Regions from separate parts of the Homo sapiens genome. Here region 1 is linked to region 2. A link is an interaction called in ENCODE POLR2A ChIA-PET data of the cell type or tissue named here. Cell type or tissue: A673. All regions are shown on one strand. Links, peaks and the distances in the headings refer to the core of each region. The heading gives the core; the rest is flanking DNA.

Evidence for each region. ChIA-PET counts read pairs that join two places held together with the same protein. Peaks named below come from ENCODE experiments on the same cell type or tissue, not always from the same donor. Only the 100,000 strongest peaks of a DNase experiment are listed, where the experiment ranks them.
Region 1: POLR2A ChIA-PET joins it to region 2 with 10 read pairs; 3 of 35 experiments call an interaction of 5 or more read pairs at or near these places.

What each region holds. Positions count from the first base shown.
Region 1 is chr13:114,289,323-114,298,439 of GRCh38, forward strand. UPF3A (UPF3A regulator of nonsense mediated mRNA decay) reads left to right here. Exons shown (of 10, transcript NM_023011.4): 6 at 2,167-2,222; 7 at 2,312-2,470. It overlaps LOC124903222 (a long non-coding RNA gene), which reads left to right and starts at 2,477. Exons shown (of 2, transcript XR_007063884.1): 1 at 2,477-3,262; 2 at 3,349-4,399. RefSeq lists enhancers at 2,502-3,003, 3,004-3,503, 3,982-4,031, 4,042-4,091, 5,574-6,075 and 2 more and a silencer at 6,751-6,810. In A673, for the core only: no CTCF peak of the experiment used is centred there; a DNase peak (open chromatin) is centred at 6,009; H3K27ac peaks cover 302 bases.
Region 2 is chr13:113,725,722-113,736,205 of GRCh38, forward strand. GRK1 (G protein-coupled receptor kinase 1) reads left to right here. Exons shown (of 7, transcript NM_002929.3): 5 at 5,498-5,622; 6 at 7,163-7,364; 7 at 9,347-10,484. The coding sequence ends at 9,642. Among named protein-coding and RNA genes, the nearest start is that of LINC00552, 20 kb to the right of the region's middle. In A673, for the core only: no CTCF peak of the experiment used is centred there; no DNase peak of the experiment used is centred there; H3K27me3 peaks cover 2,392 bases.

The sequences.
Region 1 (9,117 bases), core at 1,021-9,020, 560 kb after region 2:
AGACCTTTCTGGCCAACATGGTGAAACCCCGTTTTTACTAAAAATACAAAAATTAGCTGGGCGTGGTAGCATGCGCCTGTAGTCCCAGCTACTTGGGAGGCTGAGGCAGGAGAATCGCTTGAACTCGGCAGGCGGAGGTTACAGTGAGCCAAGACCACGCCACTGCACTCCAGCCTGGCGACAAAGTAAGACTCCATCTCAAAAAAAAAAAAAAAAAAAATTTTAGGCAATTCATGGCAGATTACCTTTTTCTTTTCTAAGCTTTTGGCCTCCAGTGGATTCTTCTGCACAGGTCTGAGAAGCAAGTGTTAAATGGAAATACTAATAAGCTGTTTCTGGCAAGGACTCTGGAGTTGTTGAGTTAGTCTGGTGCATCGGCCTTTAGCATCGGCCTTTAGAGCAGACAGGCCTGGGTTCAGCTCTGAGACTTCTGTTTACTTGTGTTCTGTTGCATGGTTGTGCGTATTCTGTCTGATAAATAACATACTTTTATGATGTGTAGAACACTTTCTTATTCAGGGTCTAACGTACTTTGCCCGTGATCCCTGTGGGTGATAGGGCAGACATTTTATAGGAAGAGGAAGGTGGGCAAGCGGAGTCTGGGGTCAGCCTCCCCACACATCCAGGTGGTCTCGCCCGGCTCCTGGCTGACAAGTTCAGGCTTTCCACAGAGCAGAGCAGAACCCTGGCTGATTTGAGATAATTTGCCCATTACAAAGAGCTGACCATTTACCTGAGCCAGTGTGCTGTACTCACCCTGAGCCAGAGTTCATGGTCAGCCCAGGGACCCCTGGGGGAGTGTTCTCTGTGGCAACTGTGTCTGCCACGAAATGTGGCATTTGTACCTGCATCAGCTCTTCCCTACAACCACTGTGCCTGGGGCAGGGCTCCTGGGACAATCGGCTCTTCCCTACAACCACAGACTGTCCCTGGGGAAGGGCTTCTGGGACAGGTGCCATTTCATCTATGATGTCAGGGTGTCAGGGGTTCTCAGTTCCAAGTGATGGATCCCTGGCCAGGGCTTCTCCTATGATTCCTGATTCATTCCTGGTCCTCAGAATTCCAGAGATGATGTGTCAGTTTTCAGGTACATCCAGGGATTCTTCCCAGCCCTGTTTAGTCTGAGATCTTACAGACCCACAGAGTAGACCCCGTCTTCCCCCTTCCCATTTGTGTCCTTGTGTTGGTGGGATGTGGGGCCTGTCCATGTCAGCGCAAGTCCCTCTGAGGTGGGGCCTGTGGGGCCTCTAGCTTGCCTGGGCACCCACATCCAGGTCAGATCTGAGAGGTCGGGCATGAAAGCGAAGGACCAAGATAGAGTCTGTAGAAATGTTCATTCCCTAGTAGTTGGTGCCTTTTCTGCAATCAGCAGCGCCATATGGAGTCATTTTCTTTTTCTTTTCTTTTTTTTCTTTTTTTTTTTTTTTTGAGGCAGAGTTTCGCTGTTGTTGCCCAGGCTGGAGTGCAGTGGCGCAATCTCGGCTCACTGCAACCTCCTCCTCCCGTGTTCAAGTAGTTTTCCTGCCTCAGCCTCCCGAGTAGCTGGGATTATAGGCGCGTGCCATCACGCCCGGCTAATTTTGTATTTTTTCAGTAGAGACGGGGTTTCCTTAGGTTGGTCAGGCTGGTCTCGAATTCCCAATCTAAGGTGATCTGCCCGCCTTGGCCTCCCAAAGTGCTGAGATTACATGTGTGAGCCACCACGCCCGGCCCATGTGGAGTCATTTTCTAAACTACAATCCAGAGTTGTATGTCTTATCATTGGGATTTTATGGAGTATATATTGTAAGACATTACAAGAATCCATGTTATTTTAAAACTGTTGCTTGGAGAACGGAAAACGAAAAAGTTCTCAGAATATGCGATGTATCAAAATAAATATATGTTATTTAATGATTTAAGGCACCTACAAAAATATCATCTTGGAATATTTTAAGCCTCCCTTAAGAATCAGGAATTAGATGTCTACTATGTATGAAATTGTTGATACTTTCAAATTACTTGACCTGACAGTAATGGAATAAAAACTCCCCTGGAGACAGTGTGTAAATTTAAAAAGTAATGATATGGTTCCCGTATTTATTTTAAAGATTACATTCAAAACAAGTATTTAAAATACATCTTTCTTTAGGAGTTAAATACAATATTACAATTTTTGTGTTTTAGCTAGAAGAACCACACCTCTTTTGGAATATATTAAAAATAGAAAATTAGAAAAGCAGGTAGGTCTGGCCTTTACCTGATGAACACCCTCCCTGCTTCTGCCATTCTCATCCAGGCAGTTTATACACACGCTCTTCCATGTCTTTAGAGAATTCGAGAAGAGAAGCGAGAAGAACGGAGGAGGAGAGAGTTAGAAAAGAAACGTTTGCGGGAAGAGGAAAAAAGAAGAAGAAGAGAAGAAGAAAGATGCAAAAAAAAAGAGACAGATAAACAGAAGAAAATTGCAGAGAAAGAAGTAAGGATTAAGGTAATTCTGAGGAAACATTTCCTTTTTCCAAAAATAGCTCTGCTATAGTAATTACACTTTTTACATATCTTAGTTCTTTAGAATTTTGAAAACATTCTGAATTAATCTAATATTGTGTTGTTATTTTTTTCCATCTTTTCCATCTTTCTTTCCATCCTACAGCAGTGGTTATCACAGTGCGTCCTGAGCCCTGGGAGTCCTCAGGCTGCTGTTGGGTGCCTGTCCTCCTGGGTGTGCAGTGGGGAGCACACCCCACAGGAGCCCCACGCTGGCACACGTTGGGCTGCTGCTGACGCTCTTTTTTTTTTTTTTTTTTTTAAACTTTCCAACTTTCATTTTCGGCTCAAGGCGTACATGTGCAGGTGTGTTACATGTTCATTGTCAGCTCAACGCGTACACGTGCAGGTGTGTTACGTGTTCATTTTCGACTCAAGGCGTACACGTGCAGATGTGTCACATGTTCATTTTCAGCTCAAGGCGTACACGTGCAGGTGTGTTACGTGTTCATTTTCGACTCAAGGCGTACACGTGCAGATGTGTCACATGTTCATTTTCGGCTCAAGGCGTACACGTGCAGGTGTGTTACGTGTTCATTTTCGGCTCAAGGCTTACACGTGCAGGTGTGCCACATGTTCATTTTCGGTTCAAGGCGTACACGTGCAGGTGTGTTACGTGTTCATTTTCGGCTCAAGGCGTACACGTGCAGGTGTGCCACATGTTTATTTTCGGTTCAAGGCGTACACGTGCAGGTGTGTTACGTGTTCATTTTCGGCTCAAGGCGTACACGTGCAGGTGTGTTACGTGTTCATTTTCGGTTCAAGGCGTACACGTGCAGGTGTGTTACGTGTTCATTTTCGGCTCAAGGCGTACACGTGCAGGTGTGTCACATGGGTAAATCAAGTGTCACTGGGGTTTGGTGTGCAGATAATTTTGTTGCCCAGGTAATCAGCACAGTACCTGATGTTTTTCAGTCTTCACCCTCCTCCCATTCTCCACCCTCTACATTTTCCTTTAAAAAAAAGTTTTCCTCCCAGCACTTTGGGAGGCTGAGGCGGGCAGATCACGAGGTCAGGAGTTCGAGATCACCCTGACTAACATGGTGAAACCCTGTCTCTACTAAAAATACAAAAATTAGCCAGGTGTGGTGGCGGACGCCTTAATCCCAGCTACTCAGGAGGCTGAGGCAGGAGAATCGCTTGAACCCAGGGAGCAGAGGTTGCAGTGAGCCGAGATCGCGCCATTGCACTCCAGCCTGGGCGACAGAGCAAGACTCCCTCTCAAAAAAAAAAAAAAAAAAAAAAAATTTCCTGGCCGGGTGGGGTGGCTGACACCTATAATCTCAGCACTTTGGGAGACCGAGGCAGGCGGATTACTTGAGTTCAGGAGTTTGAGACCAGCTTGGCCAATATGGGGAAACCCCATCTCTACTAAAAACACAAAAATGAGCCGGACGTGGTGGCGTGTGCCTGGAATCCCAGCTACTCAGGAGGCTGAGGCAGGAGAATCACTTGAACCCAGGAGGCGGAGGTTGCAGCGAGCCGGGATCGCGCCACTGCACTCCAGCCTGGGCAACAGAGCAAGACTCTGTCTTAAAAAAAAAAAAGTTTCCCTGATTAAAAAATACACATTTGAAAACCACTGGTTTTGCCTTTCTGTGTGAAGGCTGACTCAGAACCGGGTTTTATCATTTCTTTGGCAGTAGCACTAATGAGTTTCTGTATTTCTTGCTGAGTTTTTTCTGTGACTGATACATTCATTTATGAGGGTGGTTTAATACATAGAGGGAATTTTTCTCTGTGTGAAATGTGTTGGCCAGAATTGGGACCAGCCATTATCTCCTCAGTACTAAACCTAGATTTGAACCTAAGGTATCACTCATTACTTATTATTTATTGAATACCTTATATTCAATAATATTGTACAATATGAGGAAAAAAATGAAATGTCAGGACTTGGGGAAAGAAGATAGCTTAGGAAAGGGTGGGGAAGAGATCATTGAACCATAGATTTGTTTCTGATATGGTCAGCAGTCAAAAACAGAAAAGTTGGCTGGGTATGATGGCTCATTCCTATAATCTCAGGACTTTGGGAGACCAGGGCAGGTGGATTGCTCTAGCCCAGGAGGTCAAGACCAGCCTGGGCAACAGAGAGAGACCCTGTTTCTGTTTTTTGTAGAGATGGGGTTCCCACTATATTGCCCAGGCTGGTCTCGTACTCTTGGACTCAAGTGATCTTCCTGCCTCACCCTCCCAAAGTTTGGGGATTACAGGCGTGAGCCACCATGCCTGGCCTGGTTTAGCTTTTAATAAGTATCTGTGCTCAGTATGGGGGTCTTTCACTTCTAAATCATGTGGAAAATTGAAATTCTTTTAATGCCTGAAAAATGGAATCTGTGGAGAAATGCAAAAGAAGGTGTATCAACAGCTTAAAGAAAGACAGATGGCTCATGGCTATTTTGCTATTTTTTTGTTTGGTTTTGGTGGGGGGGGGGTTTGAGACAGGGTCTCAATGTGTCACCCAGGCTGGAGTGTAGTGGCACAGTCACAGCTCACTGCAGCCTCTACCTCCCAGGCTCAAGTGATCCTCCCGCCTCAGCCTCCCATTACAGGGGTGCAACATCATACCTGAATAGCTAATTTAAAAAAAAATTTGTAGAAGTGGGGGTCTCACTATGTTGTCCAGGCTGGTCTTGAACTCCTGGGCTGAAGTGATCCTCCCACTGCTGGGGTTAGAGGCATGAGCCACCGTGCGTAGCACTCATGGCTATTCTTAATAAAGAGAAATATGGTTTGGGAGGCCGAGGCGGGCGTATCACGAGGTCAGGAGATCGAGACCATCCTGGCTAACACAGTGAAACCCCATGTCTACTAAAAATACAAAAAAATAGCTGGGCGTGGTGGCACACGCCTGTAGTCCCAGCTACTCAGGAGGCTGAGGCAGGAGAATCGCTTGAACCTGGGAGGCAGAGGTTGCAGTGAGCTGAGATCACGCCACTGCACTCCAGCCTGGGCGACAGAGCGAGACTCCGTCTCAAAAAGGCTGGACCGCGGTGGCTCACACCTGTAATCCTGGCACTTTGGGAGGCCGAGGTGGGCGGATCATTAGGTCAGGAGATCGAGACCATCCTGGCTAACACGGTGAAACCCTATCTCTACTAAAAATACAAAAAATTAGCTGGGCGTGGTGGCGGGAGCCTGTAGTCCCAGCTACTTGGAAGGCTGAGGCAGGAGAATGGCATGAACCCGGGAGGCGGAGCTTGCAGTGAGCCAAGATTGCGCCACTGCACTCCAGCCTGGGCGACAGAGCAAGACTCCGTCTCAAAAAAAAAAAAAAAAAGAAAAGAAATACGGCACACAGAACAGCTCAGCTGTTTAATGTTCCTCTGAGGATGCTAAGCAGTGAGCTTATGTGTGGCCACATGGGTGAACACACACAGGCGAGGGCTGGGAGGGAGCACAGCTGCCCATGCGCTCCGCTTGGCCTCCGGAAGCCTTGCAGGGCGTGGCAGAGCTGGCCTGCTCCCCAGCTCGTCTCCAGCAGCTCTGGCCTGCTCCCCAGCTCGTCTCCAGCGGCTCTGGCGTGCTCCCCAGCTCGTCTCCAGCGGCTCTGGCGTGCTCCCCAGCTCGTCTCCAGCGGCTCTGGCCTGCTGGTTTCTCATGAATGCACCAGCGGATTCCACCTCAGGACTCCGCACGTTTCCCTCCACAGGGACTTCCCCAGATGTGCCCGTGGCTCCTTCTTGGCATCTGGTCTTAGTTCCCGTCTTGGCTCTGCAGAGAGCCCTCCTGGGCCCTCCTCTTCCTGCGTCTCTGATGCTTTACTCTCCCTTCATGTCTGTTCGTAGCTTTTGATGCTACCTGAGGTTATCTTATTCCTTTGTTTCCTTTTTCATATTTTTGCCACTGTTCACAGCATTCCCCCTTGACCACCGTTGCCTCAGGTGGTGCATCAGGCGCAAGTTCCTTCGAGGCAGGGGCACCTCTTGTCTCATTCACAGCCATTCCCTAGTGCCTAGCACAGGGTCTTAGGCCCTGGTTCCTGCACACAGCTCCTCAGACCTCGGGAATCTGCAGTAATATGAGTGTCTTATATGCCAATGAGAGGACTAGGGGCTGGGGGCCCCAGGCAGCTTCAGGATGGGGACTAGTTGGCCAGAAAGCCAAGGCAGGACTAGAGGGTTGGGACTTTCAGTCCCACCCTAGCCTCCGAGAGGGCAGAGGGCCTAGAGAGAGGTCACCGGTGGCCAGTGACTTAATCAGTCACACCTACATAATGAAACCTTAATAATGCCTAAAGACAGGGCTTCCAGGGGCCAGGCACAGTGGCTCACGCCTGTAATCCCAGCTCTTTGGGGGGCCAAGGCAGGTGGATCCCGAGGTCAGGAGTTTGAGACCAGCCTGGCTAATATGGTGAAACCCCGTCTCTACTAAAAATACAAAAATTAGCCAGGCATGGTGGCGCATGCCTGTAGTCCCAGTTACTCAGGAGGCTGAGGCAGAAGAATCGCTTGAACCCAGGAGGCGAAGGTACAGTGAGCCGAGATCGCGTCACTGCAGTCTAGCTTGGGTGACAGAGCAAGACTCCATCTCAAAAAAAATAAAAAAAATAGACGGGCCTTCCGGGTTGGTGAGCACATCAAGGTGCTGGGAGGGTTACTGCATGGAAGCTCCAAGTACCACTACACCATACCCCATACCCACCTTGTGCATTTTTTCCGTTTGGCTGTTCTGGGTTGTATCCTTTATGATTAGCCAATAATCGAGAAAACAGTGCCTTTCTGAGTTCTGTGAGCCATTTCAGCAACTTACCAAATCTGAGGAGAGGCCATCGGGAACCCCTGAATTTATTGCTGACTGGTCAGAAGTACCGGTGACACACTGGGACTTGGAACTGTCGTCTGAAAGGGGGGCAGTCTTGTGGGACTGAGCCCTTGACCCGTGGGTTCTGGTGCTAACTCCAGGTCGATGATCTCAGAGTTGAGTTGAATGTGGAGCACGCAGCTGGTGTCGGAGGGGTGGTATTGAAAAAGACGTGCAGTGTCAGAAATGTAAGAACAGTTCCTAGGCACACAGAATATTTGTTGAATGGGTGGATGGAGATTTGCACTTCCTATGGTTCACATTTATTACAGACATGTTACTGTTGCAATTTTTATAAAAGATGGGCAGTTACCAGAAAGGAAATGTTTAAGTTCCCAGATTCCACATAGGCAGAATAAGAGGATGTTCACAGCTGACATGGGGCCCACGCTTGATGAGAAGCGGCTTCCAATGCTCCACCTTGCATGATGCGTTGTGTTCCCAAGTGAACACGTGTGATTGAATGCATCTGTGTATGGTCTTGCTATGCTGCAATTATGAGTGAGAACAGAATTCTCAGATGTACACCTTCCATTTCTGTTCTACAAATGATCTGTCTGTGGTGCTTCCGTTTTTTTTTTTTTTCTCCCTTTTCTCAAGTTAGCTGAGGTGCTTTAGTTTCAAAAACTATACAGAGAGCAGGGAGAAAGGCCAGGGGCATACAGGGCAGATGAAATATGTCGTGGCGACTTGTTCATTAATTCTGTTTCAGGAAAGAGAATAATCAGTGTTTTGAAAACTATAAACTATTCTAAAAATCATCAGTAGGAAGCAGCCTTTTAAAAATTTTTTTTTCCTTATTACAAAACTAATACTTGTCTATGTCAGGAAAACTAGACCCTATAGATGAAAGGAAATAAAGTCATTTCAGTTCTGCCATCTAGAAATAATCACTATTGGCCGGGCATGGTGGCTCATGCCTGTAATCCCAGCACTTTGGGAGGCCAACGCTGGGGGATCACAGGTCAGGAGTTCAAGACCAGCCTGGCCAACATGATGAAATCCCATCTCTACTAAAAATACAAAAATTAGCCAGGCACGGTGGCAGGAGCCTGTAATCCCAGCTACTTGAGAGGCTGAGGCAGGAGAATTGCTTGAACCAGGGTGGCAGAGGTTGCAGTTAGCTGAGATCAAGCCACTGCACCCCAGCCTGGGTGACAGAGTGAGACGTCGTCTCAAAAAAAACAACAAACAAAAACTACAAAAGTTAGCCAGGTGTGGTGGCACGCCCCTGTAGTCCTGGCTATTCAGGAGGCTGAGGCAGTAGAGTCGCTTGAACCCAGGAGACGGAGGTTGCAGTGAGCCGAGACTGCACCACTGCACTCCAACCTGGACGACAGAGCGAGACTCCATCTCAAAAAAGGAAATAATCACTATTAATACAGTGCTGCAGAGCCCTTTAGGTGGTGGTGTGTGTGTGAACATAAATAGAAGTGGGGGCTGGGCACGGTGGCTCACGCCCATAATCCCAGCACTTTGGGAGGCCAGGGTGGGTGGATTGCCTGAGGTCAGGGGTTTGAGATCAGCCTGGCCGACATACTGAAACCCCGTCTCTACTAAAAATACAAAAAATTAGCTGAGCGTGGTGGTGGGCGCCTGTAATCCCAGCTACTTGGGAGGCTGAGACAGGAGAATCACTTGAACCCGGGAGGAGGAGGTTGCAGTGAGCCAAGATCGTGCCATTGCACTCCAGCCTGGGCAACAAGAGTGAAACTCCATCTCAAAAAAAAAAAAAAAAATTAGACGGGTATGGTGGCGCATGCCTGTCGTCCCAGCTACTCAGGAGGT
Region 2 (10,484 bases), core at 1,487-9,486:
GGCCGGTCATGCGCGGTCCTAGTTTGAGTTCAGGGGCGGGATCCAGGGGCGTGCACAGGGCGGGGCCGGTCATGCGCGGCCCTAGTTTGAGGTCAGGGGCGGGATCCAGGGGCGTGCACAGGGCGGGGCCGGTCATGCGCGGTCCTAGTTTGAGGTCAGGGGCGGGACCCAGGGGCGTGCACAGGGCGGGGCCGGTCATGCGCGGTCCTAGTTTGAGGTCAGGGGCGGGATCCAGGGGCGTGCACAGGGCGGGGCCGGTTATGCGCGGTCCTAGTTTGAGGTCAGGGGCGGGATCCAGGGGCGTGCACAGGGCGGGGCCGGTTATGCGCGGTCCTAGTTTGAGGTCAGGGGCGGGATCCAGGGGCGTGCACAGGGCGGGGCCGGTCATGCGCGGTCGTAGTTTGAGGTCAGGGGCGGGATCCAGGGGCGTGCACAGGGCGGGGCCGGTCATGCGCGGTCGTAGTTTGAGGTCAGGGGCGGGATCCAGGGGCGTGCACAGGGCGGGGCCGGTCATGCGCGGCCCTAGTTTGAGGTCAGGGGCGGGATCCAGGGGCGTGCACAGGGCGGGGCCGGTCATGCGCGGCCCTAGTTTGAGGTCAGGGGCGGGATCCAGGGGCGTGCACAGGGCGGGGCCGGTCATGCGCGGCCCTAGTTTGAGGTCAGGGGCGGGATCCAGGGGCGTGCACAGGGCGGGGCCGGTCATGCGCGGCCCTAGTTTGAGGTCAGGGGCGGGATCCAGGGGCGTGCACAGGGCGGGGCCGGTCATGCGCGGTCCTAGTTTGAGTTCAGGGGCGGGAGAATTTGTGAACAGAGCAGGTAGAGCTGTCTCCCTCACGCTTTCTGTCAATATTTACTGGCCGCTGCGTGGCTGCAGGTCCCTCAGGAGGCCTGGGGCACAAACAGGTGCGCCGTCCGGGCTGCATCATGGGGGTCAGGCCAGGAGGGCTGGGGGCTCCTTGGCCCAGGAACTGACAGGAGCCTGCGGTCTGGTGGGCCTTGCTCGTGCCCGGCCTGGGAGCTGAGAAGGCTCTGGGTGGGTCTAGAGGCTGTGATCGTGTGAGCAGTTCCTCCCCGGAGTCTGGGCAGAATTCTGACGTCCGTGTAATCCTGGACCAGTAGGGCATATTCAGGGCCTGTGGTTCTGTGAGGCAGGGTTCCTGCAACTCTTTTGGGGAAAAAGGATTCTGTGGCCACATCAGCCTGGCCCTCAGGCACGGTGAAGGACCAGGAAGGACCTTGACTCAGAAGTGTCAAAACTGACCAGCCCCAGCAGCCCCCATGCCCCAGCCTGCGGCCTCTCTGCCTGGTCCCAGGACATCCGTCATGGGTCTCCCAACGGGCCTGTCCGCCACTGTGTGCCGGGTTGGCCTCACTTGGGTAGCAGCTGGCAAGTTGACATAACTCACACAGGCCCCATGTGCCACACAGAGCTGGCTCGGGGGCCAGGCAGGTGTCTGAACTTCTCCTGGAGTCTGACTCACCAGAGCAGACGTCTGCCAAGGACCCTGCTTGGTCAGCATGCAGCCATCTGGAGGGAGGGCCCAGAGCTCATGGCTGCCGCCACTGGAGACAAGAGGGCGGAGCACTCAGGGAGGCAGCCCACGGTCTATGGACTGGGTTGTGGGTTGTGGACTGTGGGCTGTAGGGTGTGGACTGTGGGCTTTGAGGTGTGGCCTGTGGTCTGTGATCTGTGGCCTGTAGGCTGTGGCCTGTGGACCGTGGGCTGTGGACAGCAGCCTGTGGACTGTGGGCTGTGGACTGTGGGGTGTGGGCTGTGGCCTTGGACAAGTTGCTGCACATCCCCATCATGAGTACCCATGGCAATGAGGAGTACCCATGGCGATGAGGACCCATGGCAATGAGGAGTACCCATGGCAATGAGGAGTACCCATGGCGATGAGGACCCATGGCGATGAGGAGTACCCATGGCGATGAGGACCCATGGCGATGAGGAGTACCCATGGCGATGAGGACCCATGGCGATGAGGAGTACCCATGGCGATGAGGAGTACCCATGGCGATGAGGACCCATGGCGATGAGGAGTACCCATGGCGATGAGGAGTACCCATGGCGATGAGGACCCATGGCGATGAGGAGTACCCATGGCGATGAGGAGTACCCATGGCGATGAGGAGTACCCATGGCGATGAGTACCCATTGCGATGAGGAGTACCCATGGCAATGAGGAGTACCCATGGCGATGAGGAGTACCCATGGCGATGAGGAGTACCCATGGTGATGAGGACCCATGGCGATGAGGAGTACCCATGGCGATGAGTACCCATGGCGATGAGGAGTACCCATGGCGATGAGGAGTACCCATGGCGATGAGGAGTACCCATGGCGATGAGGACCCATGGCAATGAGGAGTACCCATGGCAATGAGGAGTACCCATGGCGATGAGGAGTACCCATGGCGATGAGGAGTACCCATGGCGATGAGGAATACCCATGGCGAGGAGTACCCATGGCGATGAGGAGTACCCATGGCGATGAGGAGTACCCATGGCGAGGAGTACCCATGGCGATGAGGAGTACCCATGGCGATGAGGAGTACCCATGGCGATGAGGAGTACCCATGGCGATGAGGAATACCCATGGCAAGGAGTACCCATGGTGATGAGGAGTACCCATGGCGATGAGGAGTACCCATGGCGAGGAGTACCCATGGCGATGAGGAGTACCCATGGTGATGAGGAGTACCCATGGCGATGAGGAGTACCCATGGCGAGGAGTACCCATGGTGATGAGGAGTACCCATGGCGATGAGGAGTACCCATGGTGATGAGTACCCATGGCCAGCTCATGGCGTATAGTGGACTGCTGTGCCTGGCACTCAGGGCAGGCTGGAGCAAGTGCTGTGCTCATCACCATGGCAGCATTGCAGCGGGGCCCGGAGGGTCTGTGGCCATCACTCAGAGACGCCCCGGCTCCGTGGAACAGGCACAGGGCTGGACCACGGAAGTGCCTGAGCCGAGACAGGTGGGATCTGCGGTTTCCACCCTGGAGGGGAAGCTTGCTCACAAGGAGAGGGAAGCCTCAGTGTGTGGCTGTGGCCTCGAACCTCATCCCTATGAAGAAGGAGGGATGCCCTGGAGAGGGCGGAAGGGCCGGGGAGGGCACAGCCCGGCTGGTGGGGTCTGCAGGGAACCACAAAAGGTGGACAAGGCCCGGCAGGTGGGCAAGCCTTAGCCAGAGGTGGGAGGAGAGGAGAGGACCCCATGCCAGCCTGAGCAGCGTGGGGGTGCCCGGAGGCTGCAGCCCACACTGGATTCCATCTTCTCTGTGAGGAGCAGTTGGGAAGGGCTCGAGAGGTGCTTGGCTGCCTCAGAGTCAGGCCGCGGTGAAGGGAGGCGCCTTTTAGGGTGCTGAGGACTCGAGCTGAGACTGTGGGACGAGGCAGAGAACTCAGCTTCAGCAAACTAGACATATGTGAGCCTGGTGTGGCTTCCAGGCACGAACCTAGAGTAGGGGTGTTTGTGAGTGTGAAAGCACTGAGCCTAGAGATCTGCCTTGACGTTAGCAAGACACCAACAGATGTGCGAGCGAGGCTCCAGGCTCCATCGCTCCCTGATCCGCTGGCGGAGCCAGAACACAGAGCGTGGAGTGGAAAGTGTGTTTTGAATTTAGTAAAGTGTTGGGAAGCAGCCACTCAGATACTCTCGTGGACAGAGCTGATGGCTGGACACACATGTGATCTGCTTTCCCTCCTGAAGTCCCGGGACAGGGGCAGTGAAGGGATCTCGCTAAAAGTACAAACCCACGTGCTCAAAGGAGGGTGTGAGCGGCAGCGTCATGGCAGCTGGAAGACTGATGATGGGTGAGGGGAGCCGGCAGCTGACACAAGGAAGCAGAATGCTAAGCTGCTGCCAGAGCCCTGAAGCTGCACAGAACTGTCAGTGCCCAGTGCCTGGTGTCCGTGCAAAGGTGACCTTGGCAGATGAATGACTGCATGAGAGCAGCTGCACACAGAGCTGTCCCTCCGCCCTCTGTCCTGTGACGGTCCCCACAGCTGTGCCCAGACCCGTCCCTCCATCTGAGACAGTCCCTGCGGCTGTGCCCAGACCCACCCCTCCATCCCGAGACAGTTGCCACGGCTGAGCCCAGACCCGTCCTTCCATCCCGAGACAGTCCCCATGGATGCGCCCAGACCCGTCCCTCCATCCGGAGACAGTCCCCGCGGCTGCACCCAGACCCATCCCTCCATCCCAAGACAGTCCCCGCGGCTGCGCCCAAACCCGCCCCTCCATCTGGAGACAGTCCCCACGGCTGAGCCCAGACCCGTCCCTTCATCCTGACACAGTCCCCGTGGCTGCACCCAGACCCGTCCCTCCATCCCGACACAGTCCCCCAGTCCCCGTGGCTGAGCCCAGACCCGCCCCTCCATCCCGACGCAGTCCCCCAGTCCCCGCGGCTGCACCCAGACCCGTCCCTCCATCCCGACGCAGTCCCCCAGTCCCCGCGGCTGCACCCAGACCCGTCCCTCCATCCCGACACAGTCCCCCAGTCCCCGTGGCTGAGCCCAGACCCGCCCCTCCATCCCGACACAGTCCCCCAGTCCCTGCGGCTGCACCCAGACCCGTCCCTCCATCCCGACAGTCCCCCAGTCCCCGCAGCTGAGCCCAGACCCGCCCCTCCATCCCGAGACAGTCCCCGCGGCTGAGCCCAGACCTGCCCCTCTATCCTGACACAGTCTCTGCAGCTGAGACCAGACCCATCATCCCATCCTGAGGCAGTCTCCGCGGCTGCACCCAGAGCCGTCCCTCCATCCCGAGACAGTCCCCGGGGCTGAGCCCAGAGCCATCCCCCCATCCCGTGACAGCCTCTGCGGCTGCGCCCAGAGCCCTCCCTCCATCCTGAGTCCCCGTGGCTGCGCCCAGAGCCGTCCCTCCATCCTGCCACAGTCCTGTGGTTAAGGGCCTTCTTGGCAGAAGACTGGGACCGGACCACCTCTCTGGAGAGGACACAGCCATAGCACTCCTGGGTCACCGGACAACTGGAGAACAGGCCGACAGCTGAGGAAAAGGAGAGTGACCGTTGGTTGAGGCTCCCCAGGCCTCCTCTCCAACGTGGTTCCCAGAATGTGGAAGACCCGCCTTGGCATGATCTGACCAGCTCAAGAGGAAAATTCAAAAGAGAATGATGTTGGATTCTCCCCAGTAAAAGAGTCCAGGAAGGCTGCCTCAGTGCAGCTACAGTCAACAAGTCCCGCCCTGTGCCCAGCACTAGAGTGGGCATGGGGCATTTTTGGTTGTCATTTTTGGTTGTCACAGCCTGGGGGTGCTGCTGTCACCCCACAGGCAGAGTCTGGGGTGCTGCTTGGCACCCAGTAACACACAGGGCAGCCCCTCCACAAAGGATTTTCTGGCCCCAAATGTGGAGAGTGCTGAGGCCCCGGGGGGGATGCATCCCCAGAGCATCAGTCCTGCGATTCCTGGAGTGCGTGCCCACCATGGAGGTGACCACCTCTGAACCCGCAATGTCCCTTGCTGGCAGGTTTCATGGCCCCCGAGCTCCTGCAGGGCGAGGAGTACGACTTCTCCGTGGACTACTTTGCCCTGGGGGTCACCCTGTATGAGATGATTGCGGCCAGAGGACCCTTCCGAGCCCGTGGAGAGAAGGTAGGAGGCGGCCGGCAGGTGTCTCTGCAGCCACCTTGGCGCCCTGGCTCTCGATGGGGACGGGGCAGTGATGGGATCGTTACTGGGGCAGACCTGGGAGTTGTTCTGTGGGCCCTGGGGTGGGGAGGGCACAGATTCACGTGCTGGGGTCTTGCTCCTGGGCCATGCTGTTCTGTCTCAGTGGGTGACGCCCCCAGCCCCTGAGGCCTGCAGGTGGAGGGGCTGAGGGATTCCCAGTCACCCTGTGCCCCAGAGCAAGCAGACCCTCCCACCAGACAGCACGCCACCACTCAGCCTCTGAGGGCCCTGTGGGGGCCGGTCCCTCTGGTGCAGACCGGAGGAGGGAGGGCGACTTATCCCACTGTTGCCCCAGACCCTGGGCAGTGGGACAAACCACCTTTTGTGGTTTGGGGTGGAGCTTCATCCCCTGGGGACTGGCGAGGCTGAGGCTGGGGCTCTGGGGGACACGGAGTCGGCTCCCCCTCCCTGGACGGTCTTATCCATCGCTGTTGCAGAAGAGCAAGCTCCCCTTCTTCCCAGACACCAAGAACCCACAGCCCATGGTGGGCCCAGCAGCTGCTCTGAATGTCCCGGAGTGTGGACACCTAGTGGGGCTGCTGGGTCTCCCCTGAGTGCCCCCTGGGCTGCCCCGGATCCTAGGCCACCAGAACTGCAAATAGGGATAACATTGGGAGGTGCCAGTCCCTTATTCAAGACAAGTGGAGAAAAGCTGGCTTTTTCCCTGTGAGGCTGACTCAGAGCTCAGGGCTGGGGCTGCCTCTCGTTGGACGGAGGGGGTGGCCGCACGGAGCCAGAAGGCCACCGTCTCAGAGTTGCATCAGGCTGCCTTGAGGTGCGGCTCTTCCCTGGCCACCCATCGCCCCCTCAATGCCACCTGGGCGATGCCCACCCCTCTCCCTTCTGACTTCCCTGGACATGTGACCTGTCCTGCCAGGACAGGTTTCAGAGCAGAGTCGTCCCAGGACCACTAGCACGCCCGTGGTCACTCTGTGTCTGTGGGACGTGGCACAGGCGTGGGCTGCCAGGGCAACCCGTGGGAGTAGCGTCAATGGCCTGATCCGGGGGCCTTGGGGACTGAGCAGCACCCTTCACACTGTACCCACTGGTGGGGCCTCTGATGGGGAAGTGAGACCTTGGCAGCACTCCTGAAGACAACAGAGCCACCGAGGCTTCCGTCCACCGTGGTGGAGTGAAAACGGAGGCTGCTTCTCAGCTGGGCCCGCGCTGGCCTTCAGTTTCCTATCTTTCCTTCCTTGGTGGGTGCGGCTGTGCTGGGGGTGGGTCAGCCAGAGTCCCCAAAATGCACGGCACCCACCTGTGGCTCCTGGGAGCTTCGCCTTTAGGATTCCATTCCTGAGACTGGAGCCTCAAACGCTGCTGTGCTGGGGAGGGGCACAAGGCCTCATGGGTCCCCCACCCGCGTGGGTGAGCGGTGGCTCTTGTGGGAGGAGCTGTGGTCTGGTCTGACCACCCAAGAGAGGCGGGTCTGGCAGGGCTAAGGCTACGCGTGTCCCCACAGGTGGAGAACAAGGAGCTGAAGCACCGGATCATCTCAGAGCCCGTGAAGTACCCTGATAAGTTCAGCCAGGCCAGCAAGGACTTCTGCGAGGCGCTGCTGGAGAAGGACCCGGAGAAGCGCCTGGGGTTCAGAGATGAGACCTGCGACAAGCTCCGTGCCCACCCCCTCTTCAAGGACCTTAACTGGAGGCAGCTGGAGGCTGGTACTGTTGGACGCCTCAGCCCCGGAGAGGGTGGGGTTCTGTGCTGTGTGGCCCTTGGGTGTCCGCCCGGTCCAGCCTGTGAGAGTCGGCAGGGAGGAGTGCCTCAGACCCCCAAGGCTCTCCCTCTGCCCCCAGCAAGGCCCCCAGTCCTCCACTCATCATCCCAGCCCCAGGACAAGCCGATGGAGCCGGCATCGGGCCAGAGGGCTCTGGGTGCAATGGGAGGCAGGAAACACACTGGCCGCACTGGGGCCTCGAGACCCAAACCTTCCACCACGTCCCCTGGTGCTGGAGGGAGCCCAAGATCAAATGGAGGCCAGTGGCTCAGGCCGTCTGCCGGGGAGAAAGTCATCCACCCACCAGCACTTGCTTGACAAGTGGATGCGGAAGATACTATGTGCGCGCGTGTGTGTATGTGTGTGCACGTGTGTGTGCATGTGTGCGCGTGTGTGCATGCGTGTGCGCGCACGTGTGTCCATGTATGTGTATGTGTGTGCATACGTGTGTGTGCATGTGTGCGCATGTGTATGTGTGTGCATACGTGTGTGCTCATGTATGTGTGCATACGTGTGTGTGCGTGTGTGCACGTGTGTGCATGTATGTGTGCATACATGTGTGCGTGTGTGCGCACGTGTGTGTGCGCGCGTGTGTATGTGTGCATACATGTGTGTGCGTGTGTATGTGTGTGCATACGTGTGTGCATGTGTGTATGTGTATCTGTGTGCATACGTGTGTGCGTGTGTGTGCACGTGCGTGTGCATGTGTATGTGTGCATACGTGTGTGCGTGTGTGCATACGTGTGTGCGTGTGTGTATGTGTGCATACAGTGTGCGTGTGTGCATGTGTGCATACGTGTGTGCGTGTGTGTGCATACGTGTGTGTGCGTGTGTGCGCATGTGTGTGCATACATGTGTGTGCGTGTGCGTGCATGTGTGTGCGTGCGTGTGCGTATGTGTGTGTGCATACGTGTGTGTGCATGTGTGTGCGTGTATGTGTGTGTGTTCATGCACTTTTGCATCTGAGACACAGCCATACCCTCTAGGACCCTGTGGTCAGGTGGAAGGGTCAGGCCACGTGCAGTGTGACTAACTTAGGACAGGGCCACAGGTGACCAGGGAGCAGAAGACCCCCCAAACGAGAAGTCGCTTTCGTATGTTAGGGTCACAGCAGTGACTGCCAGACAGGTGCCCTGGGCAGGCCCAGCGAGGCAAGGATGGCTGTGGTCAGGGAACCCAAGGGGGCTCCAAGGGGTCACAGGATGAGGAGGGGACCCCGCCCGCCCTGTAAGGAAGTCTGAGCCACAGAAGGGTTTGAGCCCAGAAGTGTTGAGGTCAAAGTGAGGCTGAGGAGGAACCACACGGCGGCTGTGCAGTGTCTGCTGGCACTGGGAGGTGGTCCTGAGGCCGTCACAGAGGCCGTCTGGGGGCCAGCATGGGCCAGCCGGGTCAGGGTCGGTGCACCGAGAGGAGAGTGATGTCTGTGACCGGCTGTGCCTGGCCATCGGGGGCCGGTGCGTCAGGGAGGGACGCTGGTTGGAAGGAAGCTGCCAAGTTCACTGGAGCGTGTGCTTGAGTGCCTGGGGTCTGGGGTCTGCAGAGTGCGCAGGGGAGGCCCTGGTGGGGATGGGGCCCCAGGGGAAGGCGTGTTCGGGGAGGAGACCGCTTCATGACGAGACCCTAGGGGAGGCTCCCAACAAGGCAGATGTGAGCGCCAGGTCCTTTCACAAGAAGGCTCCAAAATGAGCCCTGGGATCTCAGGCTTCTTCCGGCCCCACTCAAGCCCCAGCTGTGTGGTCTCAGGGGAACCCAGGGGCCTTCTGGGAACACTGGGCTTTCTCTCTCAGCCTCCACGACACTTCCCTAAGGAAGAGCGGCCCCAGGCCTTTGTGCATCTGGGAGCCATGGGGGAGGGGGCTTTTTGGCTAAACGGCGCTTCCTTCCCACCACGAGGAGCCTGGCGTCTGTGTTTTCTGTCTCCCACAGGGATGCTGATGCCCCCTTTCATCCCAGACTCCAAAACTGTCTACGCAAAGGATATTCAGGACGTGGGTGCCTTTTCCACCGTCAAAGGTGTGGCCTTTGACAAAACAGACACAGAATTCTTTCAGGAATTTGCCACTGGCAACTGCCCCATCCCCTGGCAGGAGGAGATGATCGAGACGGGCATCTTTGGCGAGCTGAACGTGTGGCGCTCGGACGGTCAGATGCCGGACGACATGAAGGGCATCTCCGGGGGCTCCAGCTCCTCGTCCAAGTCAGGGATGTGTCTGGTTTCCTAGGTGACGCCCCAGAGTCCACGTGGAGGAAAAGGACCCATACGGCTCGATGGGGGCCGCCTGCCTCCGTGGTGCCAGCCTGGGGTCTGCTAGCAAGGGGACACGTGGTTCCCTCCACCCAGGTCCCCATCACGCCATCTCCTTGCGGCCCAAGGAGGAGAAAGCCCACATCGGCCTGAGCCGCCAGACGCACATGCTGGTGCCGTGAGCCCCCGACTGCATATTTCACGTCTTTTGCTCCATCTCACTGAGAAGACATAAGATGCTCTCCAGAGGGAGTAAGCCAAAAATCTACAAACTCTTAGGGAGCCTCCTGCATTGGTGATTGACCAACCGTGTGGTCAGGGGCAGAGACTCGGTTTTGGCCTCCCAAGACCTTAGCCATTGGCTTCCCAGAGCCACGCTCCTCAGCGGGAGGTGCACGGTGGCCAGGTCAGGGGTCAGTGAACCCTGGCCGCAGCCCCTGGCCCCACTGGGGAGGGCTGGACCTCGCCCCCCCCAGGTCCCTCTGTGCAGGCTCCTGACTTCCAGGGTGCCCGGGCCCTGTGCTGGTGGCCTGCACGCCACATGGTCCCCTGCACCCTGCGGCGCCGTGGTCCTCTGCACACTGGGGCACCATGGTCCCCTGCACTCCGGGGTGCCATGGTCCACATCTGCCAGGCGCAGGCTCTGTTGGGCTGTTGGGAGGAGGGGAGCGGGTGTGGAGTCTGGGGGTCTCAGTGCATCTTGGGGTCTCCTTATCTCAGGGTGTCCAGCTGACGGCAGCTGGTGCAAAGTTCCCACCCCTGAGCTGGGGAGCTGAAAATGTTTTCTGTCTTGACCCTGAGTCCCGGAAGCACCTCAGC